Linked DNA regions of Mus musculus: regions 1 and 2 are each linked to region 3. The links are chromatin loops, found by intact Hi-C in ENCODE. Cell type or tissue: heart. All regions are shown on one strand. Each heading gives the region's core, and the rest is flanking DNA. Links, peaks and the distances in the headings are about the cores only.

Region 1 (8,077 bases), core at 1,385-6,384, 91 kb after region 3:
ACACACACACACACACACACACACACACACACACACACACACACACCCTTTGGGAGGGTCTGTGAAAGCGTTTCCAAAGGTTAACTGAGGAGGAACGACCCCTCGTGGTGGTTTGAATGAAGTGTCACTGTAGTCTTACGAGTTTGAACAATTGGTCCCTAGGAGGTGGCACTGTTTGGAGGCACACATGGCCTTGCTGGAAGTGTGTCACTGGGATGGACATTGAGAGCTTAAAGACTTGAACAGCTCCTCCCAGCCTGCTCCCTCTGCTCCATGCTTGGTTTGGTGTTTGAGTGCTTGGCTTCTGTTCCTGCTGCAGAGCCTTTTCTGCCGTTGGGCTCTCTTACCCCCTGGAACTCTGAGCCCAAGTAAACTCTTCCTTCTGTAAATTGCGTTGGTCCTGGTGTGCTATCACAGTGACAGCAATGTCACAAATATGCCCATCCTGAATGTGGATGCGGTCACCCAAGGGGGTGGGAACCCAGGATGAATCAAAGGAAGAAAAGGAGAGAAGGGTGCCAGCACCAGGGCTCCCTTCTTCTGCTTCTCACTCTGCTCAGATGTGAGCAAGATACTGTGACTCGCTCCCCAAGCACAGCCGCAGGGTGCTCCAACCACTGTGCATCCTCTCCATGACGCACGGAATCAACTCAAACCCCGAGTCGAAAACATTCCTTTCTTCCCTTAACTTTCTTAGCCGGTGCTGAGGAAAAGCAGCTCACACACCTAACACATCCTCATTTTCTTTCCTTCTGGACATCCAGCTATTTTATTTTAAACAAAGTGATTGTGTCAGAACGGCCATGTTTGTTGGCACATCTGTTATTTGTGCTTTGTTTTCCTCTCTGTCTGTGGCTCATGAGCTGTTTTCCTTATTATTTTATTTTATTTTATTTTTCTTTACTGAGTTGGAAGGCCTGGTTCTCATTTGTATTCCCTTGGTGGTAAATCATAAGTTTAAAATGTATTTTAAACAGCTTTGTTGAGGTATAATTGACATGCAATTAACTACACATATTTAAAATGGGTAATTTGATGCATTTTGATGTATGTAAAAGCCTGTGAAACCATGCCACAATCAGGATGAGCTAGCCAGCTAGCTCGCCAGTCCCCAGGTGCCGTCAAGCCTTGCATAACCTCCCTCTGTCCTGCCTTTCTCCCCTCACTCCTCCCAGGGCTCACTGCATCTGTCAACATAGGTTACTTTGTGTCTTCTGGAATTTGAGCGAAATACAATTACAAATCAGGTTCTCCTTTCCAAACCAGACTGCTTTCACTGAGGGTCCTTAACTCTGAGAGATGTGTCCTCATACAGACTCAACCTGCTCTTCCTGGCAAGCAGGGTCCCACTGCAGGATGAAGGGGCAAGCCATTCTCCTGTCAGTGGGCAAACCTGTTGTTTCTGGGCTAGTCATCGAAAGACTGATATGAACATCTGTGTGTTCATACAGCCTTGTTTCTCTTGGGTAGATGTTAGCAGTAGAATGGCTAGGCCACACTGGGGTGTGTGTTTAACTTTCTAAAACAAAACCTGCCAGGCTGTTCCTACAGGGTTCGTGCCCTGTGTTCTCAGTAGTGGTAGACAGCTCTGGGCCATCCCATCTGCACCAGCCCAATAAGGTGGCACATCAGCCATTCTAGCGAACGCTTGGGGAGGGGGTGGTATCTACTGTAGCGGTACTCATTTGCATGTTTGTAATAGTAAAACAAAGTAGAAAATATTTTCATGTGTTTATCTGCAACCTGAGTATCGTCTTGAACGGAGTGGTTATCCACCCCCTGTCCCATCTCTTTCAGTTGGATTTGGATGAATAGAAGCAAATATGCAGGCCCTTCCAGCATTCAAAGTACATAAAAATGGCTCACACATCCACATTAGGATGGCTATTATCCACATTAGGAGACAACATTCTCAGATTGGATAAAGAAGCAAGTGCAAGGATTGTTACAAGACACAACCTGTAGTTTAAAGACAGAAGGAAGCAGGCTGGGTATAGTGGCTTACATCTTCAGTTCTAGCATTTGGGAGGTAGAAGCAAGCCGATTTCTGAGTTCAAGGCCAACCTGGTCTACAGTATGACTCTGTCCCAAGGGCATACGCGGGGCCGGTGAAGACATAAGTTTAATGCGAATGTTAAAAGCAAAACTGGTTTCATTGTGAAGGTAGGTTCTCAGCAGCGAATGTTGAGACGCAGGTCATTCCAAGACAGAGTATCACTTCTGAAGACATCAAAATGGTGCATGCTTAGGAACCCAGTAGCCGAGATCTGAAATGCACAAAACAAAACCATGGGGGAAATAACACCACAGCTGAAATCATCTCTCATCAGCTGACAGGACCAATAGGAGACAGAAGTCCTGTGACACTATGTCACCATTTCCAGGACACAGTGCACAGAGCAAAGCGCATGCTCTTCTCAAGCAAACGAGGACATTTGTCAGGACATACTGTGTCATGACTGGCAGGTCAAATCCCCATTCATTGAAAAAAATATTCAAATTATACAGTTTTCTCTGACACCATAGGTTTAAGCAGGAACCTAACAATAAAAGGAAATCTATAGAGTGCAGAACCACTTAAGTGGATAGCATACTTACACTAACCAAGGGTCTGTTTTATTAAGTATTTTAAAACCTAGCAGGTCAGACTGCAACTTGGTGCTCAAGTTGCCCGTGAGAGAAACTGGGATCTCACGACTCTGTAAAAAGAAAGAATGTGTGAACCCAAGCGCCCCAGCCTGCCTTCCAAAACCAAACCGAACCAGACAAACAAGAGCCCGAACTCAGGGCTAGCAGCAGACAGAGACAGCAAAGGTCAGAGACCCACAGAGTAGAAAGCAACGGAGAAAACAGGAAGGCAGGCAGGACCCCTGATATGGCTGCATAACCCCATGGTGGGGAGCATAGCGGCACTTAGGTCACATCCGTCAGCAAGGAGCGAGAGGGAGAATTGTTCAGCTTAGGAATAAGGAAGGTGAGCTCACTGCAGGGTTTTTACAAATATTAAAAGGATAATGAAGACTGTTGAGAATTTTATGCCATTGTGTTTGGTAACTTTTATGAAATGAGCATATTCCTTGAAGGTACAGACTGCCAGAACGGAGTCAGCAACAGCAGGGGGCAGGGGAGATGTGTCCTAACAGAGTTCTATTGCCTGAAGACACACCATGACCACGGCAACGCTTATGAAGGAGCGAGCGCATGTAACTGGGCCCTGCTTGCGCTTTCAGAGGCTTTGTCCATTATCCTCATGGTAAGGAGCATAGCAGCGCCCAGACAGACGTGGAGCTGTATAAAATGAATTATTTGTAATATAGTGTGAGTAATGAATTAACCTGGCGACTGGGTTTCTTACCCCAATAACCACACAGAGAAATCAAGATTTGTTTCAATCTACACCTCAATACTGGGCAGATAAAAGATTTATAATAACCCTTAAGCTAATCTGGCTCCCTCCCAGCCCCATCCCAGGATACTTGCATATTATTATTGATCTGGATCTTTGGGCTTCAGATGTTTTTTCTCATGGTGTCTTTTCAGACCCTCTCCTCCTCAGGGCTGATCTGAATCTCCCTCCCCTTCCTCACTCTCTCTCCCTCCTCCCCCTGGCTGGCAGATAGCTACCCTTTTCTGTCTTCTGCCCAGCCATTGGGTCATCAACAGTTATTGACAGGTCAGAGAGCAAATGGTAAGAATTGTTTCACAAAGTGGAGACAGGGGATTCTTGGTATAAGCATTACAAGGCTGTGTTCAGCAAGAGACAATATATGGGGACAGAGAAATCGTCATTTGAGAAACTCAAGGACAACCTTGATACACTGTACCAAGCAGTGTGCTCACAGAGCTGGAGACGTAGCTGAGAGTTTTACATCTGGATCCTCAGGTAGCAGGCAGGGGGAGAGAGCCACTGGGCCTGGCTTGGGCTTCTGAAACCCTCAGCCCATCCTCAGGGACACTCTTCCTCCCACAAGGTCACACCTGCCCCAATAAGGCCACACCTTCTAATCCCTTCAAATAGTGCCATTCCCTAGTGACCAAGCATTTGAATCGATGAGCCTACGAGGGGCATTCATATTCAAACCACCACAAGGTGGCGCAGCGTTCAGAACACTGGCTGCTCTTGCTGAGGACCCTGTTCAGTTCCAAGAGCCCACGTGGCAGCCCACCACGTGTAACTTCAGTCCCAGGGATCCAGCACCACCTTCTGGCCCCTTCTGGCACTCAACACACAAGCAGTGTGCTTGCACACACATACAGTGGACACATACATGCAAGCAAGACATCCATACACATAAAATAAGCTTTAAAAAATTGGGGTGAACTATGAAGTTTCTCTTGCGCATGCGCGCATGCGTGTTTATTTTCTGTGCGGCTCCACGCAGCACTCCTTCCGTGTGACAACTAAGAGTGTCTGCAGGCACTACTGCCTGTCCTCAGAGCAGTCACTCTCAGATGAGAACAGTCTTGAAGATGCCAGGACAAGCTGGTGTTCAGTGACCCATGAGTGTGCTGTCCGTAGTCCCTGGCTCTGTCTGATTTGGGGACAGGAGAATGGTTTTGATGCTCCTGTCCACCGTGGTACCCCGACTCTGGCTGTTCTGTGTGCAGTGAGCTCAAGGAAGGACAGCTGCCCTGCCCCAAATCCGTGGCTTTCAGGAAAGCTCCTTGCTTCTGCGCAAGGATCCCCAGGTCTCTATGTTCCTGGGGATGGCTCCATTCTGTGTAAATGGAACTGCTGTGACCCTAACCCCAACAGAGCAACCTGATCCAGATTTGACCAAAAGGGAAACATCTCAGCCCAAACTCAGCCCATACGCTAATGCAAGATGCAGGACAGGGAGGCCACTGAGCCAGCAACAAGGTGGATACAGAATACTATGCAGTTACCATCCCGACACTTCCCCCAAAGCTTGACCCTCGAAGGAAAATGGGCTTTGAATAATGTAAATGTGCTCTTGGAAAACGAGAAGAGGGCATGGAAGGGTGTCCTGCTTGGGCTGCCCGCTCTGTGGGCAGGTCACCTCTGGAAGGCACTGTTGAAAAGTGAGGGCAGGTAATAACATGACTGGAGATGTCCCGTGGGGGCTGCCGGCCTGGGATGCATGCAGCCAGCCTCTGGGATGGGCCCTCTGTGGGAAGGCTGGTCCTGGGTTCTGGGCGGAAAGTGGGGAACAAGATCATGGAAGCTTCCATGTAATCGAGTCCGGCTGTCTGTACCGATAGTTACAGAGTCTATTGTGTGGCTTCCTGTTGCTGCTGACCTAATTTTCTGAAAGCCCAGCATACAGCAGGAGGCTTCCTGGCTGGTTGGAGTGGAAAGAGATCTGTTTTCCAGGCTGCTGGCCTCGGGCTGTGGGTTAAAGTGTTTATATACACGTCCTGTCCATTTTGTATATTCAACCTCTCATGTTGCACTTAGAAATTCTACAAAGAAACCTCGGCACGAAGCAATCAGAAAACAAACAGCCTGATTAACAATGGGGAGAGATCTGGAGAGACAGCTCACCACAGAGGACAGACAGATGGCGAGTGAGCACGTGAGAAGGCGTTCACAGCCGTTTGTTACGATGGAATTGCAAATTCAAACACAGAGATGCCACCACACACAGATTAAAAGGGAAAAAAAAAACCCAAACCCAAAACAAAACAAAAACTTAACAAAACTGCCAGCCCTGACTGAGCATGTCAAGCGACAGGAATGACTGGGCACGGCTGGTGAGGTGCAGCGTGGTACAGCCACTGTGGAAACTAGTTTGGCATTTTCTTACAAAGTACACACTCTCCTGCCAGAAGACCCAGCAACTGCTCTCTGTGTTCATCTGACTGATTTGAAAACTTACGTCAACACAAAGGGCTCCACATGAATGTTTACACCAGCTTTCTTCACAAGCGCTCCAACAGGAAGCAGCCTCAGGCCGCCAGCAGGTGCAGAGGTAAACACCCCCGCATCTATAGAGGGAGCACCCAGGAAAGAGCCAACACTAGTCCCCAGGGCACAGAAACACACAGCCGGGCACAGAAGCCAGTCTGAAGAGGCTGCGTGCGAGATCGTTCTGAGTGTGTCTTCTCCGCTTTTGAGGTGGAAGACTGGAGACTTGAGTTCAAGTCCCAGGACTCAGCTAAAGGTGGAGGGAGGGAGCTAGGCTGCCCTTTGACCTCTTCATGCACACTGTGGCATGTGTGCACATGCACACACATCAGGCACACACACACTAATCAAAAAACCCCAACTCTTTAAAGACTCCAACTTTGTCACTTTGCAAAAGGTGAAATCATGCTCAGAAGAGACCCGAGGCTTCCGAGAACTGAGGAGTGTGTTAGCTTTCTTATCACTGCGACAACACAGTTAAAAGACGAAGCTTGTATTCTAGGTTGGGGTCTATTACAGCAGGAAGGTATGGTGGAGCTCTTGGTTCTGTGTGCTGCAGACGCCTCTTGCTTCACAGTGGATCAGAAAGCAGAGAACTCAGCACAAGTGGGGGCCACCTTCAAAGGTGCACACCCCAGTTAACTACTTCTGCCAGTCAGGCCCCACCTCCTAAATGTTCCAGTCTCTCAAAAACGTTCTACCAACTGGGTAGCAGATGTTAAAAAACACAAGATTGTGGGGATTTCAGATTCAAACTGTACAAAGGAGAAGAGAGGGATCAAGATGGAAGCCAGCCATGAAGACGTTCTGTGCCCAGGGAAGCATGGTCTGCTACATTTTTCAAAATGCACAGGACTGACTCTGTAGCCAAGGGCAACTATTCAATGTGCGTGTTAAAATGTTACATAGGGGACTGAGAATAGTTCTCAGTGGTTAGGAGCCCTGGCTGCTCTTCCAGAGGACCCAGGTTCGATTCTCAGCATCCACATGGCAGTGCACAACTGTCTGTAAGTCCAGTTTCAGCGCATCCAGTATCATCTTCTAGCAAGCGCCAGACATGCACAGACAAACCTGCAGACAAAACGCTAATACACATGAAAATAACCGAGAGGGAGGGGGGAGAGGGAGAGGGAGAGGGAGAGGGAGAGGGAGAGGGAGAGGGAGAGGGAGAGGGAGAGGGAGAAGGAAGTGAGAGATGGGGGAGAGGAAGGAAGAGGGAGAGGGAGAGGGAGAGGGAGAGGGAGAGGGAGAGGGATCCCATTACTTAGGATATAAGGAATCTTAGGATGGGCCTAGCGCTGCACCTAGTGACATTGCTCATGTGTGTGTAGATCGGGTTCACTGCAGGAGCAGAGCAGGGACTGCCAAGGCCACTTGGGAAGTAAATAGAATCTGTAAAACTAAAGGCAAGAGGGCACCACACCCCCCGCAGATCATTTGGCAATGTGCTTCCACAGGAGTGGAGATTCCAGGGACACCAGTCCACCCCCCCCCCAACACACACACAAGTTGAAAGACTGAATGGACGGTACAGGTTGAGTCAGGCTTCTTTCTCCTGATGCAGCAGACAAAGAAAGGAGACAGAGTGATCCATGAGGCAGGGAACTGGCTGGAACATCAATATGAACTCGTGTTACTGCAATGTAGGGAAGTTCAGAAGAACAGATCTGATATCTGCATCTTACAAAAGGGAATTTATTACATTGCCTTACATGGTATGAGCTGAGTAGTCCTAGAATGGCCATTTGCATGCTGCAGAGGCCAAGGGCCTGGTGGCTCCTCAGTTCACAAGTCTGGATGCCTCGGCAGTTCCAGTGTCATGGTGAAGGTCTGGAGGATGTCTGGAGAGCAGCTGGTCTTTTTTATTGGGTGGAGCTTGAGCATATATATGACCTCAAAGCCCTCCTCCGCAGTGACACCCTCCAACAAGGCCACACCTCCTCCAGTGAGGCCACTCCTTCTAACTGTGTTACTCTCTATGGCCAGGCATTCAAATACATGAATCTATGGGGCCAAAGGTATTCAAACCACCACACCCTGTAAGTTTGTTTGTTTGTTTGTTACTTTTCCTGTGATTAAATGCTTGACAAAAAGCAACCCAAGGGAGGAAGGGTTTATTTTGGCTCACAGTTCACAGTTCAGTTGAATGAAGTCCATGATGGGGAGGAAGGCATGGTGGGTATGGCTAGGTCAAGCATGGTGACCAGG
Region 2 (8,077 bases), core at 1,385-6,384, 130 kb after region 3:
TTTGCAGAGGAAGAACAAGTGTCCCTTGCAGAGGAAGGACAAGTGTCCCGTGCAGAAGTTCAAGTGACTTGTGTAAGCACGGTGCTCTCCCTGGTCATCAGACACTCCTTCCAAAGGCAGCAGAAGGCAAGTGGGAGAGGAGACTCATTCACTGCAGACAGAAATCCGACAAGCTGGTTTCATTCGGTAATAGGAATGCCCTTGGACAGGTGGTGTTGCCGCGAGGTGGGAGGGGGCACTTACCTCTGTCTTTCCCTCTCCGAGCCACGGCTCATTAGTGGCTCTCCCACAATCCCCTACTTTCTTGTCTTTGAGAACCTGGGCTTATTTTCCAGGCTCCTCACCTGTCTCCTATGGTTTCCATCTCCCTATGCTTCTCTTGGTTTGTATTTCTGCAGCCCAGTCCACCAACTTGAGCATCATCTTCTGCTCCTATTCTTTCTATCTTCAGGAACGAAGTCTGAAACACATGTGACTCTCCTCAGATACTTATCGCAGTCACCCCTTTGGTCCAGCTTCTCCTCTGGGTCCTCCACAAGCTCCGAGCACCTCTGGTTGTTACTGTTTTCTTTTCATTTCGCCCCTGGTCCATGCCACTGTCTTTCCTTGGGTGACTGTGATCCAGAATTGTTTATCACACCGACTGCCAACAGCTGCTGTGTAGGTGGCAAAGGCCAGGTGGTAGCTAGCCCTTCTCAACCATGACTGGTACAGAGCAGGCATGGTACAGTCTTGGGTTCCCTAGGTTGCTGTATTGTCTAGCTTTTTTACTGTTGCCCCAAGATCCAGGCAGGAAGGACTTGGCCATCATGAAGCAAGCAAAAGAGTGAGTGACCTGAGGCCACAGCAGACCTCCCATGGCCATACTCCATACAGGCACGTACATGTCACACAGGAGGCCAGAAGGCACGTGCATGTCACACAGGAGGCCAGAAGGCACGTGCATGTCACACAGGAGGCCAGAAGGCACGTGCATGTCACACAGGAGGCCAGAAGGCACGTGCATGTCACACAGGAGGCCAGAAGGCACGTGCATGTCACACAGGAGGCCGGAAGGCACGTGCATGTCACACAGGAGGCCGGAAGGCGCGTGCATGTCACACAGGAGGCCAGAAGGCACGTGCATGTCACACAGGAGGCCAGAAGGCACGTGCATGTCACACAGGAGGCCAGAAGGCGCGTGCATGTCACACAGGAGGCCAGAAGGCACGTGCATGTCACACAGGAGGCCAGAAGGCACGTGCATGTCACACAGGAGGCCAGAAGGCTCGTGCATGTGAAGGCCCATGCTATCAGTCTCTCACATTCTCTGGAAGCAGATGTGTCTTACTTGCTTCACACGCTAGCCAGTTCTGTTCCACAAGCCACAAATCCTTTTCAAGGTGACAGAAACCAACAACTTTCTCTCTTATAGCAGGAAACTGTCAGGAACCACCAAGGCCTCCAAACAGCTGAGAGAGAGACTGGGGACTCATTCAGTGCTCCCCACCTCATCACTGACTCCTGGTGTCAAGGAGAAGCCAGAGATGCCCAGAGAAGAGCAACTGTCATAACACTGTGTGTAGCCTTGAGCCTAACTCCGTGAACCTTTCTTCTCTTCCAGCTGGCCCTTCAACCTGCCCATGCAGCAGGGCCTCCTTCAGCCATGTTCCCATTTAACTCTGAGCCCAGCAGGCACAAGCATCAAACGTTGTCCTGAGTCAGTTCCCTGATTCCTGGGTAAATGGTGGTTGTCATTTTTAAACTTTTAAAAGTCACATTTATTTATTTATCCATTCATTCATTCTGTATGCTTGTAGCTGTGTGTGTGTGTGTACATGTATGTTTGTAAGTGTTTGTGTGTGTGTGTGTGTGTGTGTACCATGATGTGTATATGGAGTGTCTTAGTCAGGGTTTCTATTCCTGCACAAAACATCATGACCAAGAAGTAAGTTGGGGAGGAAAGAGTTTATTCAGCTTACACTTCCACATTGCTGTTCATCACCAAAGGAAGTCAGGACAGGAATTCACACAGGGTAGGAACTTGGAGGCGGGAGCTGATGCAGGGGCCATGGAGGGGTGTTCCTTACTGGCTTGCTTTCCCTGGCTTGCTCAGCTTGCTCTCTTATAGAACCCAAGACTACCAACCCAGGGATGGCACCACCCACAAGGGGCCCTCCCACCCTTGATCACTAATTGAGAAAATGCCTTACAGCTGGATCTCATGGAGGCATTTCCTCAAGGGAGGCTCCTTTCTCTGTGATAACTCCAGCCTGTGTCAAGCTGACACACAAAACCGGCCAGTACATGGAAGTCAGAAGATAATTTGCAGGAATCACTTCTTTTCTTCTGCCACATGGGTGCTGGGGATCAAATGCAAACTGTCAGACTTGGAAGCAAGAACCCACACTGCCTGAGCCATCTTGCTGACCCTGGTGGCTATTTTTGATGGAAATTTCTGGTGTGAGAGCGTCTCTTGCAATGCATACCTGGTGGTGGCTCTATTCTTACCCAAGTCAGTTTGTCCACTAAACTGTGTGTAGATCACATCCAAAACCAGCAGGCAGCAGACAGAGGAACCCAGTCAGCCTGGCTGGTCATTTCGAGCGAGGTGTGGGAAATGTTCTAGAATCAGTCTTCTAGGAAGGTCTAGACCTGAGGTGGGGCGAGGACCATGCTCTCACTGTAAATCCATCAACGGATCCCAGGCAAAAACCAAGGGCTGCTCAGGAGGCTGCAGGTGGAATTGGCCTCCTGCTGCAGCCCAGATGCTGAGAGGAACATCCTTCTCTACTCAGACACAGAGCTGCTCGGCCTGGCACAGGACAGTGTAGCACTTGTATCCAGCCCCGGGCTGAGGTGCAAGACCATCGCAGGCAGAGTTGACAGCTCTAGTGGCCAGTTCTCACTACAGTCTGAGTGTCCAGTCAAGGTCACCAGACAAGGAGAGAGGAGAAAAGATCAGAAAAGAAGAGGTGCAGTTTGTTATTTGGGGGTTGGGCGATTTTCGTGTAAAACAATCCTAAGAAACTTTACAATTGGAATGGCTAGGTTTTGGTTTAGGGAGGTGTTAACCATCACATTAATATTCTCCAGTCAACACTAATTAGGGAACATAAAAGACAAAGACTTCCCTCTAGGAAGAAACCTCTGGGTATTTAGGAGCAAAGAGCACAGAAGGGTGGGACATCTCAATGAGGAAGTAAACTTTTCTGTCAGCCTGTTGAGGAGGTCTCACCAGCTGGACAGTTACACCATGGATAGTAAAGTCCAATTTTATGAGTACACTGATACATAATTTAAATATAATAATGTCACTTTAAATCCTAGCAGTTTCCCGTGGAACCTTCTCAGGAGGCTGGTGACTTTACCTGGACTCTCAAGGGACCAAGAAAAGCTTGGAGAGAAGCTGAGAGAGAGGGCTGTGCTCCACCCCCTGGCCAGGCCTCCCTGAGGAGACCCAGGAGATCAAAGGCTGACAGCACGTTGCAGAGGCTCAGCTGCATGCTGAGAGCTCAGTGTGCAAGGGGCTCCTCCCCACAGGCAGGATTCTGTGAAATAGCTGCTCTCTGCTCCGGCCGCATGGTAAAATGATTCACACCGTTATTGGAACCGTCAGAGAAGTACGTCCAGATGGGTCAAAGTTCCACCTTTGAGACGCAAAGCATTTAGATGGCACTCTGGCGAAATGGGAATTATGTCAAGATACAGAACAGCAAGATACAACCAGTTTGATAAAGGTGACTACTGTGTTATAGCTAATACTCTCCTCACTCAAGGCAACAGACAGTTAAAATTTAAACCACCAGCCACGCAGTAGATGGAGCACATAGAGAGCACACACAAGCAGATAACACAAATAACAGAACAATGGAAAAGTAGACACATGATAGGATCCTGCGGTTGATAGATGATGAAACCCAATGGCCAGGTAACGGGAAGAGCGCCCTCTCTCTACCAACCAGAGAAGTGCAGTTAATACAACTTTTACAATTGTCAGGCTCAGGGAGACCTTGCTGATAATGGGTAGGTTAGTTCCCGGCCACATTGCAAGGAATGTTTGCTTTCCAACCTTGAGAAAAAGCAATGTGGTGTTTCCTAACAAAGCTGGAGCTGGGCTTGCCCCTCTCCCTTCCAGACATTCTACAAAGTGACATCCAGGAATGTGCCCAGAGGAGCATGGGACCACGGAGACCGTCAGGCACAAAGGTGTCGTCCGAAGCTGCCTCTCAGCCCTGCGTGGAATGAGCAGTTGGCCATGGCATATCTCACTCGAGCAAATGATGGTGGCAAAGGTGCCAGCACCTGGCCCTGCACACTCAGATCACATAAAATGTAATGCTGACTATGAAACAACAACAACAACATATATATATATATATATATATATGCACAGAGTGATGTCATCTGTGCTAGTCTTTGCTACAGCCACGTGGCACATCACAGCAGAGGTCTCAGAAGAGAATGTGGGAGAGAGAGAGAGAGAGAGAGAGAAACACGGCTCATTTTATTTCTAATGTCTCACTCCTTAAAACAATTATCGGGTGACATGCTAGCATGCCTTAAGTCTGGGGTAAATTACACGTGATCCTATACAAAGGGTTCCAAATGTTTGCGCTGTCCCATAATGAAATGCCGGGACAAAGGACATAGATTCTGAAATAAAGAAAAATACACAGAAGAAATATAAGAAAACAAAAGATGTTCAGATAGCAGAATGGATGAGAAATGAGCCTGCAGAGCTGGGAAGAGAAAAATAAGCCATTTCAGGAATGAACGGAAGCAAAGGACACTGGGAACACAACATCAAGGACGTTCATTCATTCAACAAATAATAATTGAACACCTGCTGAGAGTCCAGCCCTGGGGACTTAAGAGGTCCCTTCCTTTCCGGAGCTGAGTGTGATTAGGGAGGGGGACAGACTGTCAGCAAGAAGCATGGGGCATCATCAGGAAGAGGTGACTGTGGGCCGAGGATGAGAGCGCCTGGCCAGGCAGCAGGGGCAGCAGAGCTGTATTCAAGAGCTGGAGGAAGCTCCGTGCTAGATCAGGAAGCCCTGAACTCAAGACAGTGTGCATGGGGGTGGGACATGGAGAGAGGAAGGAGAGCCCAGGTGAGGGAGGAGGCTCCTGAACCCCTCCAGGTAGGACATGGTTCATAAAGTCCCATTAGAGATAGGACAGACCACGTCTGTCTATCTTGGAGTGGAGACTAAGGGCCAGCCCTGGATTTATGGTGGAGCCCAGGGAGACACCAAGGTTTAGGGAAGCTGAAGCCCAGACAGGCTGAAACAGCATAAGGTAGTTACATTTATTTATTTTATTTGATGTGTATAAGTGTTCTGACTGTATGTATGTGCATTGTGTATGTGTGTGTGTATGTACATGGATGTGTGTATGTGCACCATGTGTGTACTATGTGTGTGTGTATGTGTGCACACTGTGTGTGTGTGTAGTGGCCTGAGAAGGTGTTGGATTCCCTGAAAATGGAGTTACAGGTAGTTGTGAGCTGCCGCATGAGTTCTGGGAACCGAACCTGTGTCCTCTGTAAGAGCAACAAGTACTCTTAACTGCTGAACCCTCTCTCCAGCCCCAAGCTTAAATCATGTAGAGACAGGCTGAGCATTCTGCGTCCTCCTTCAGAACAAAATGAGAAGGGAAGAACAATGAGACACATGGAAAGCCGGATCTATGGTGGGTCCAGGTAGGTTCAGAGTGGCAAGTCTCTCAGGGACCTGATTCAGGGACCAACTTTTACCCCACCAGCAGGTCAAGACTGGAAGAGATGTCAGAAGGTCCTGGGGACTGAGCCTGGGTTGCTCCAGTGTCCGTGTGACTACTATGAGCCCATAATTTCAGCACAGCACAGCACAGCACAGCACAGCACAGCACAGCACAGCACAGCACAGCACAGCACAGCACAGCACAGCACCACCTCTTCAGCAGCCAGGTGAGGGGTGGAGAAACAGAGAAGCTACCCCAGGTTGGGTCGGCTCCATAAGGGTCGGTCTCCCATGTGCCAAATTCACTTGGCCCCTCCTGGGATGGAGCATGGAGCCTCGGACACTCCTGCTGCCCTCTCTCCACTAAACTCACAGAAGAACCAGAGGTGAGGAGCCCTGAGTGATGGTCAGTGGTCCAAGGATGCGAGATATAGGGGTCCTCAGCAAAGGAAGCCCCGCCCGTGGTCAGCGAGAGGCCCTCACTAAGGTACACTCACCAAGCTGCTGCCAGGGTCAGGGCCTGGCATGGGGTAGGAGGAATGCCCAACTCTCACACACTGAGTCTGAGGGCTTGTGTCTTGTTTTCGGAACAAGATCTCACAACGTAGCCTAGGCTCCTCGCAAACGTACAATCTCCCCCCAAAGCCTCTCGAGTGCTAAGATTACAGATGTGCACCACTACGCCTGATGCTCGAGTTTGATCCTTGATGGGACCCAGGCGAGATGGTAGACTCGCTCCCAGGCTGAGCTCAGAGATGAAAGGATGCAGAACTGGTACAGTCCTGCCTAGAACTCATTTCTTGTAAAAAAAAAAAATTCAGTCCCATTGGCTGAAAGTGCCAAGAGCAGAACTCAATTGCTTGAGATCAAAGGACCGAGGCCCTGGGTCCCTGTGTGGCTCATTCATTGCTCTTCCCAGTTTTAAAGGCCTCACTCCGAGGGGGAAGGGCGGGGAGCGTGCTCAGAGTTTTCAGCCAGCAGGAACGGGCTGAGTCCCTGCCACACTCTGGACACCAACTGCTCTGAGGTCTTTGTTTTAATTTTATGTAAGTGCATGTCTTGCCTGAATGTACCTATTGTACCGTCCGTGTACCTGGTGCCCACAGAGGCCTGAAGATGGGGTCAGATCACCTGGAACGGGAGTGACCAATGGTTATGAGATACCTGCTAGGTGGGTGCCGGGGAATTGAACTCTTTTCAAGAGCAACAAGTGCTCTTAACCCTTGAGCCATTGCTCCAGACCCCCAACTGCTCTTTTGATCTGTGACCTCCCTCAGCACAGGCCCCCAACCCCCACAAGCATGTCTTCCTCTCCCCCAGCTCCTGTGTATTCAGCCACCTTCACCATCTTGTTTCTTTACTCTGATGTTTTCAGATGACGTCTCACTGTACAGTTCCAGTTGACTGGGTCTCAAGTTCACGAGGACTTGTGTCTTAGTTAGGGCTTTACTGCTGTGAACAGATGCCATGACCAAGGCAACTCTTATAAGAACAACATTTAATTGGGGCTGGCTTACAGGTTCAGAAATTCAGTCCATTATCATCAAGGTGGGAGCATGGCGGCATCCAGGCAGGCATGGTTCCGGAGGAGCTGAGAGTTCTACATCTTCATCTGAAGACGGCTAGTGGAAGACTCACTTTGAAGTAGCTAGGGTGAGGGTCTTAAGCCCATGCCTAGTGACACACCTACTCCAACAAGGCCATACCTCCTAATAGTGCTACTCCCTGGGCCAAGCATATTCAAACCATGACATCTTGTTTATACCGACCTGTGCCACACAGCTGTTGACCCAGGTCCCAATGGGCGTTCATCATTTGTGTCAGCCTGATGTGGGTCTCCCCGGCTGTCCTGGAGTCCCTTATGTTCCTTCATCTAGTTCTCCTGGGCTCTCTGCTGGGCAAGGCCTGAGTGACCTCAGCTCTAGTGGCTGCCATTGTGTCATGTGGATGACTCTTGGGACAAACAGCACACAGGGGCAGTGCAGGCTGGGAGAACTCTCAGGACAGCACACAGGGGCAGTGCAGGCTGGGAGAACTCTCAGGACAGCACACAGGGGCAATGCAGGCTGGGAGAACTCTCAGGACAGCACACAGGGGCAGTGCAGGCTGGGAGAACTCTCAGGACAGCACACAGGGGCAGTGCAGGCTGGGAGAAATCTCAGGACAGCACACAGGGGCAGTGCAGGCTGGGAGAACTCTCAGGACAGCACACAGGGGCAGTGCAGGCTGGGAGAACTCTCAGGACAGCACACAGGGTGAAGCTCCATAGCTGGCAGATTCACACTTTTAACTTTCAGGCCCATCAGCAACGCTGACCAGAGGGCAGGAAGCAGGAGCGAAGTCTCCTTGGTCTCTGACCTCCTTTCTGCTCTGAG
Region 3 (8,077 bases), core at 2,107-7,106:
GGTTGAGGACTCATGGATGCTCCTGCCCTCCTCAGTGATGGGGGAGGACTCATGGATGCTCCTGCCCTCCTCAGTGATGGGGGAGGACTCATGGATGCTCCTGCCCTCCTCAGGGACAGGGGAGGACTCATGGATGCTCCTGCCCTCCTCAGGGACGGGGGAGGACTGAGGCTTTGGCTGCTTGACTTAATGCAGGTCATGTCTGGCAACCACTGCTGCGGGCGGGTTCCTGAGTGCAGCCTCCCCGTCATGTCCAGAAGACAGTTTCTCCGCAGTCTCCAAACACCTGGCTCTTACAGTCTGTTCTTCTTTTCTTCTGGGATGTTACCTGAGCCCTGGGGAGGGTGTGTGACGGAGGCCACGGCTTTACAAAGCATATTGGGACTGAGGAGAAAGCTCCATTGGTCAAGTGGTTATTATTTCACCAACTGGTGAGAGCTGGACGTGGTTCTGTGAGCTTGTAATCCAGTGCTAGGGAGGCAGAGTTGTGGTATCCCTGAGGCTTACCCTTCCCTTTATGTTCTGCCTCTCCACAGGCATAAAAACAGTGGAGCCAATGAGAGACTTTCTGAAAAAGATGGACAGATCCTGAGAAATGACACCAAGGTTGTTTTCTGGCTGCCACCCTTTTGAACACACACATGCACAAATACACATATACATGTACACATAACACATACATACATACATACATACACACACATGTACATGCACACATTCATGCACATTCACTCACACACATGCACACATACACGCACATGTATATACCCATGAACACACACACACAAAAATATATACACACACACACTCACCCCCCATATACACACATGCACTCAAACATGTACACACACACATACACACATGTACCCACATAACCCACACATATGCACACATGCACTCACACACACGCACACACACACACGTACCCACATACTCTCACAGCTGCACCCACACACATCCACACCCACACATGCATTCATATACATGCACACATACACACACGAATACATACACACATGCACACATATATACATGCATGCAACTGCACATGCATATGCACACACATGCACATATATTCACGCTCATGTACTCACACGCACATGCACTCACACACGTGCATTCACACACTTGCACATACATGCACACACACACGTCTGTGGGTATTCCCGGATTTATTGTACCATGCTCAGAGTACCATTGTAGCATGGGCCACCTCCCCTTCTAAGAATCTGCTCAGATTTACTCAAGGTTCCGGTGATGCTCTTTTGTGTGTTTGTTTAGTCTTTGAAAGGGACGCTGCTTTCTTCAAGGCCTGCATATCTGTTAATTTATGTGGCTAATTGTTCTATTAATTCCCCTTTCCTTTACTCATGGTTTTGATCTGGCAATTACTGATGAGGTATGTTGAAGTCTCCCACTGTGACTGTGGTTTAGAGAATTTCTCCCCGTGTGTCTAGCAGCTTTTCTCCATATGCTCTGGAGCAAAAGGTTAATAACTGTGATGTGGTCTCAGTGGATGTGTCTGTCTCACCCTGTCGGGGGCTCGGCCGAGGTCTCTGCTAAGCCTTGCATCTAATTTCTGAATTCAATTTCCTCCAAGATTGTGTGGAGTTTTGCTCCTTAAGGATTTTGGACAGCAAAAGCAACTGCCTGGCTTCTTAAGCCAGTGAAACGAAATTTGAAAAACAGAAAGCAACAAGGCCAGCAACATCCACATGAGGTCACCCTGGGGCCCGCACCACTCTTCTGCTCCAAGGCCAGCTGTCCCCTGAACCCCCCAGAGGCTCAGGCCTCCTCAGTACTCATCAGAACTTCCTGGGCTCCACCCCCAATCCTAGGAGGCCTGAGGCTTTTGATGCGACTCCATAGTTGGCTGCTGCTCCCACGAGCCAATGCTGGGTGGTCATGGGCACCCTGGGAGTCGCCTGCTTTGGGCTGGCCTTGAGGCGTCCCACAGATCAGGTGCTACTTGCTATTTAAAGAGAGCAGAGCAAACCATGTTCCTCTCCACGGGGGCTGCACCGAGTCATCTGAAAGCCAGACTGAGCTACAAAGGCTCAGAGGAGGGACAGCCACCCACTTGCCTGTTGGAGCTGGGACTTTGTTCTCCCTGTCTTCAGCTTGGGCCAACAGTGTTGGCTCTCCCGGCTCAGACACTGTGGATCTGATTGTTTCTGTTTCCCCAGAGAACACGACTTGACCCCTGCTCTGACCCCGGCTGCTACATACTCTAGAGCAAAAGACTCCGGTTATTTTGTGCTCTGAGCTGCCTTCCTCTCAGCACACCCTCCTTCTCTAGGGGTGGGGGCAGGGCAGGTGGTTGTGTGCATCACAATGTCTGTGTCTGTGTCTGTGTGTCTGTCTGTGAGGCCTTATTGCTGAATGAGAAGGGCACAGGTATCTGAAGCCCACACAACAGGGCACTTCTAAAGGAATAGAAGATATTTTACGTTCCATCGCTACCTCCCTACCCCAACCAAAAATCTCACCTTGTTCGATATCCATATTAAGTAGACAGCAATATTCCTTCGCGTCTGGCAGAACACCTTGTCTGGGGCCCTGGCTGCACTGTCGGTCAATCTTCCCTACAGACATCAAGAGCCACTGGAGGGAAGGTGAAGGGGTCCCACACTGCACCCTTTCCACCCTATCTGTCATGGGGTGGGGACTGGAACCTTCCCAGGGGCTGGGAGCAGATAAATAAAGTGAGGGGCCTTCCCCTATGCACGAGCCTCCTGCACCCAGAACTGTTGTCGATTTCCCACAAAGGTGAGAGACTGTCTTCAGCTTAGTAAGTAACAAGACACCATTAAACAGGAAAACTAGCCACTGTCAGAAATCAGTACCGGAGCCTCCCTTCCTATGGGGATCAGGTCTCTTCCTTGCTCCACAGGCCTCTAGAACAAGGTCTTCCTGGTCTAGCCCAGAGCACAAGGCCATCCTAGTCTGGCCCTTTCCGGCCTCAGTTCGAAGTACTTATCCTTTGGTCTTTGCCTTTGACATTGGAATTCTGTATGGGTGACCTGCCACCAGGCCATCATCCAATTAGGATGTCGTTTTCTGGAATGTTCACCAAGCCCTACCCATTAGTGTTGCTTTCTGTCCCCTTGAGGACTGAAGTTCATGGCCCCACCCACCCATGGCCCCACCCACACCCATGACCCCACCTACTACATGGTCCCCCCACATAGTCCCACCCACATCCATGCCCCCACCCACCCCTTGGCCCCACCCACACGTAGCCCCATCCACACCCACGGAGGGATAGTTACGCCCAGCTCAGGGCTGACATTTTAAACGAATGAGTGCGCTGGATCTGATGTCTGGTTCACAAAGCCGTTCTCAGGACAGTTGAAGCCTAGGTCCCCTTCTTTCCCAGAAACTACTACCAGCTCTGTGGCTAGTCTCACTGCCGGCTCTATTACTTCTCCAGAAACTGCCTAGGCCAATGCAGGGCTCCACTGGGCTCCCTGGGGCTTGAACTGCCTGGAATTCCACTGGCGGGATTTTTGTGAAGAATGTCACTGGAAGCAGACAGGGGTAGGGTGAGGGGTCACGTTAGCTGGTGGTAGCTAGTTCAGTAGGAAGCTGATCTAGTCCTGACCCCTTTTGGAGACCAACAGGGACGCAGAAGAGCCTGTGAGGTGGGTTGCTTTACATGAGGTGAGGGACCCTGGGGCCCATGGAGACTAAGGCTGGAGGTGCCTGTCCCTATGGTCAACCTGAGTCCATTGAACCTGCTGCACCACCTGGCCTGGTGGACCACAGTCATCCGGAATGAGGAGGGCACCTCAGAAATGACACTACTGAAGGGTGGTTCAAAGGGTTTCATGGGAGATCAGATCTGGTTGGCTGAGGCCATCTTTGGTTCGCAAGGAACAGGAAAGACAAGGCCAACACATGTCATCTCATGAATGGAACAGCCCCACTGATGTGACAGCATCTAAACTGGCAGATATAACTGGAACTGCAGAGGGCAGAATGTTGGGCTCTGTTCCCAACTCAGCTGACCAATTCATGTAACCCAGACCAGGAGGGAAACCAGGCCAGGGTAGTGAATATTTGTGAACCTAATGCAGAGATTTGCAAACCCGGGCCTGGTCTCCTAACCGACATCTTTCTACCTGGGAGCACACTAGCCACAAGGGGGCGCTCGAGCTCCACCAGTGCTCATGGCTGGCTCGGCCCTTTCAGTGATTCAGGGATTCCGTTTCTGAAGCCAGGCTGTGGCTCCAGAAGGCCCAGCAGACCCGGGAAGTCTTCCTGGGACTGAGGGCGTGGAGAATGGGTGACTGAGACTGGCTGGACCCTGCGACACCTCCGGTCGTGGAAATGGCTGTGTTATGCTAGAATAAGGGCCAAAGGGCAAGGGTGAGCCGAATGGGGACAGGGCGACACGAAGACTTCCCCAGTCTGGTGACTTCTCTCCCCGAAGCCTGTAGGCCTCCCCTCAGGAGCCAGGGAGCAAGGAGTGGGACCCATCTCAGGGACGGCTGAATAATGCATGGTACACAAACCGAGGCATCAACACTAAGTGAGGGGGAAGGGAAGGGAAACCCAGTCTGTGTTAATATTTATTAAACCCACAGCCCGTCATTCAAGAGCCTCATAAATATTAATTCCTAGTTAAACATTTATATGAACGAGATTGCTTCTCCTCCCCCTCAAAGAACCTGTTTGAAGCTGGTGGTTATGGTGGCCTTGGGGGAAGAGGGGGTCTCCAGGGAACGCTTGGGCTAAAACAAGTCTGCTGGCCTTCTCACGACTTTGCAGCCTCTGGCCCCAACCAGCGCCTGCTTTAGTCAGAACCTGTCTGTTTTCCACACCCAAGTGCCCTAATGGCTCCAGCTGACCTTCAGGTACCTGCCAAGACCTCCTGGTGAAGGCCCTCGTCTCAGGCTACAAAACCAGTATTTCTAACAATTAGCTCCTGCTTCTGTCCATCATGTACATGTAGCAAGGTTTAGTTGGCAGGGGATGGTGGGAATCTGGGAGAAGGGATCAGACGTGGTGCCAATGCCTGGACTCCTGGCAGCTTGTTCTCCAGCAGGCTGGGTGCCGGTCTCTGGGGTCAGAGCATCTTCAGGCTGTATTCCTGGCTGTCCCAGTCCCAGGGCCAGCAGTGTCTTTGTTCTGCTCACTTTGACTATTGCTGTGGCGGAGTGGTGACTGGGGGTCGCTAGGCCCCGATCTCTGTCATCACATGAATAGAACATGTCTGCCCCACGTTCCCCACCCCAGCCCTCTCACATTTTGTTAAAGCTCACTCAGCTGTAATCCAGCCGTAGCCAACTTGTAACATGGTATAGCATGGGGATCCAACTTCATTTTGTTCCACATCACAAGCTGCTTACCCGGCGACTGTGTCCCCCCTGATGTGCAGGGTCCCCTCTGACCTACATGAGCTCTCATGTGCCTGTTCAGAGTCAGTGTGCTCCTTGGTGGCACCTTGCCTGCTTTCTGTCATTTTATTTTTAGTTGCCATGGCTATGCAGCCTGTCTCCATCCTGGCAGAGCGTGCCCTTCCCCTGCCTTCTTTCCAATCAGCTTCCCCATTCAAGGGCTTTTTATTCTTCCTTGCAGGCTGAGAATAGGGTTGTCGAGTTTCCGAAAAGAGCCTTCAGGAACTGTGATTTGAATGACATTAACAGAGAGACTAATTTGGGGACAATTGTTGGCGGTGCTATCCAGAGCCCCCCCCCACTCCCCCACCCCCATGTCTGACCACTGCACCTTCTCCTTTTAGTTGCTCAGCTGAGTCCTTTCACAGGGCCTAGCCATTCTCTGGTAGCTTAATTCTCAGCTACTTAATTGCTTCAGCTGTTGTCGTGAACAGGCCTTATTTGCTGGCTGGGTCCTGCGGTGTGCAGGAATATTATTGATCTTTGTGGCTTTATCTTGTAGCTGTAGCCCGTTCCAGCAGTCTGCTGATCCGGTTACATTTCCTACCCAGGTGCCTTGTTATCCACAAGTCCTGGCAGCTTTATCTCTTCCTTTCCTGATCTTAAACCTCTTGTTACTTTTCTGTGACTTGCAGTGTTGCTCGGGACTTTCGGGCAGTGAGGCGATAAGGGATGCCTTTGTGTGACTTCTGGTCATGCAGAGATTGGAGCTGGGAGGTCTCTCGTGTCTGACATTTCCGGAGGGTTTGGAAGATGGGTCCCACCAGGGGAAAGAGAAGCCTTTCATTGCAGCAGCCTTCCGGGAGTTTGAGAAGTTCTGAATAGGCATTGAGGTTTACAGATCCCTTCCTGTGTCCACTGTGTCCACTGTGTCCACTGAGATACTCTCTGTGGCCACTCCCCCCAGCTCTGGGCATCTCTCACTCCTCTCTGATGGGCCCATTGCTATTACTCTTTAGCCACTTTGTTCAATGCTGTTGATTGGAAGGTGGCCTGTTGTTTTATGCACCTCTAAGAAAGAAAAAACACCGCCTATAAAACCCTGACGTGACTCTTGATCATACAGAAGCCCCACTTTATATTCAGCAAAGAACTGCTTTGGACTTATTTAATCATAGGTTTTTATCATAGCTCACGCTACACATACATAAAGAGGAAAATAAAAACAGGTTAAAGTGGGGCAACGGTGTCTGAACATGCAGAACCGCGATCCTCGGAAGTGGGTTCCAACTGGTGCTCCCAGGGCCCTTGCTTTTTCAGTAGACTCAGACCTAGTGCCACAGGAGAACACGCAGATTGCAGCGTTCACAAATAGATGAATCCCGTCTCTCAGGCTCCGTGCAGAGCTGCTGGCATCAGTCTGAAGGCACTGAAATTTCCTGATCTGACTGGAATCTTCCAGAAGGCTTATAGACAACTCCGGCGAAACACTTTCTCCAAATGGCACTTGGTGCCATGTCAGTAGGCCCTGGCTGTTTAGGCCCCTGGAGGTGCTGGGTCTGCTCGCAGCACGATCACACAGGCTGCTGCCTGAACCCTCAGGCTGGGGGCCCATCTGTGCATGCAAGTTGTAGGGACATGATTGCTTCCAGACCTGATGTCACCATGCACTGCGATGGAGCACATGGCTGAGGTGACCTGGTCCCACAGTCATGGCAATGAAATGGGTAAACTGAGGCAGGGCTCATGAGATCAGTGGAATGGCAACGGAGATGTTAATACTCCATGGGCAGGAGGAGAGGGGAGAGTAGCCATTGGCTAGACCACTTCCTCCTCCTTCCTTCCAGGTTGTGTGTGTGTGTGTGTGTGTGTGTGTGTGTGTGTGTGTGTGTGTGTATGAAAGCTGGAAGGTTACCTGACGGTGGGAGGCTAGGGATGCAGGTTTCACGCGTTGTCACCCATGCTTCGGGGGTTTTCAGTGAAGCTGCTGCCCCTCCATGTTCATCCATGCTCCCATAAAGAATCCCTTACCCAGGTTCCTGTACATTAACACCAATAAACTTGTTGGTTCACCAAGATGAGCTTAGATGGATCTGCTCCTTTAAAAATTTTTAATTAAATGAACTAATTTGGATGGGTACATTTCTTTAGGCTCTTTGTGAGGTTAGACTTTTTTTTTTTTTTTTTTTTTTTTTTTTTGTCACCGGGAGCTGTAATGCAAGAAGTTGTCATTCTGATGGAGATCTGAAAGAACAAAAGTTGACTCTAGGAGGAGCCGGGCGTGTTCTTCTTTAAGCAATAGCTTGTGTAGCCGAGGATGTCTGAAGGGCTGCCTTTGGGGGCCAGGCTCAGCACCACCATCTTTCCCCATGTGTTATGGAATGGCAAGCCTTTTGGCTGTAGTAGAAGTTGTGTGCCCCGCTTCCGTGGGTGTGAAGACACGCAACTGAGGCTGCAGTGTGTGTCCAAAGGAGAAATTACAACAGGAGACAGGCATGTTGGTGTGATCTTCCACTTTACCTTCTGATTTGGCAGGGAAAGCCGGGGAGAAGAAGGATGAAGTAAGTGGAGGGGCTACCTTGACATTCCTCAAAGCTGGACACGTGCAAGGGAAAGAGAATATACATTTGACCTGTGCAGAAGAGCCCCTTCTGGGATTTGAACCTCAGAACTCATGGAGAGAATCAACAATGAGGAGGGAGAGGAAGGCAGTTTGAGATGTGGTGTGCAACACT

The links. Peaks named below come from ENCODE experiments on the same cell type or tissue, not always from the same donor. Only the 100,000 strongest peaks of a DNase experiment are listed, where the experiment ranks them.
Region 1: it touches region 3 in a loop (2.4-fold over the local background); 2 of 42 quality-filtered maps call a loop at or near these places.
Region 2: a loop joins it to region 3, with 13 times the contacts of the local background. A loop is called at or near these places in 7 of 42 quality-filtered maps.

The regions. Positions count from the first base shown.
Region 1 is chr12:112,447,136-112,455,212 of GRCm38, reverse strand. No RefSeq gene overlaps it. Among named protein-coding and RNA genes, the nearest start is that of B020018J22Rik, 16 kb to the right of the region's middle. In heart, for the core only: a CTCF peak has its summit at 4,105 (motif pointing right); a DNase peak (open chromatin) is centred at 5,282.
Region 2 is chr12:112,407,604-112,415,680 of GRCm38, reverse strand. A730018C14Rik (RIKEN cDNA A730018C14 gene) reads left to right here. Exons shown (of 4, transcript NR_036459.1): 3 at 1,604-1,719; 4 at 3,313-4,658. Among named protein-coding and RNA genes, the nearest start is that of E330035G20Rik, 5.8 kb to the right of the region's middle. In heart, for the core only: a CTCF peak has its summit at 3,928; no DNase peak of the experiment used is centred there; H3K4me3 peaks cover 557 bases; H3K27ac peaks cover 611 bases.
Region 3 is chr12:112,539,214-112,547,290 of GRCm38, reverse strand. No RefSeq gene overlaps it. Among named protein-coding and RNA genes, the nearest start is that of Gm40584, 7.6 kb to the right of the region's middle. In heart, for the core only: a CTCF peak has its summit at 4,123 (motif pointing right); DNase peaks (open chromatin) are centred at 2,160 and 4,170; H3K27ac peaks cover 2,289 bases; H3K27me3 peaks cover 1,355 bases.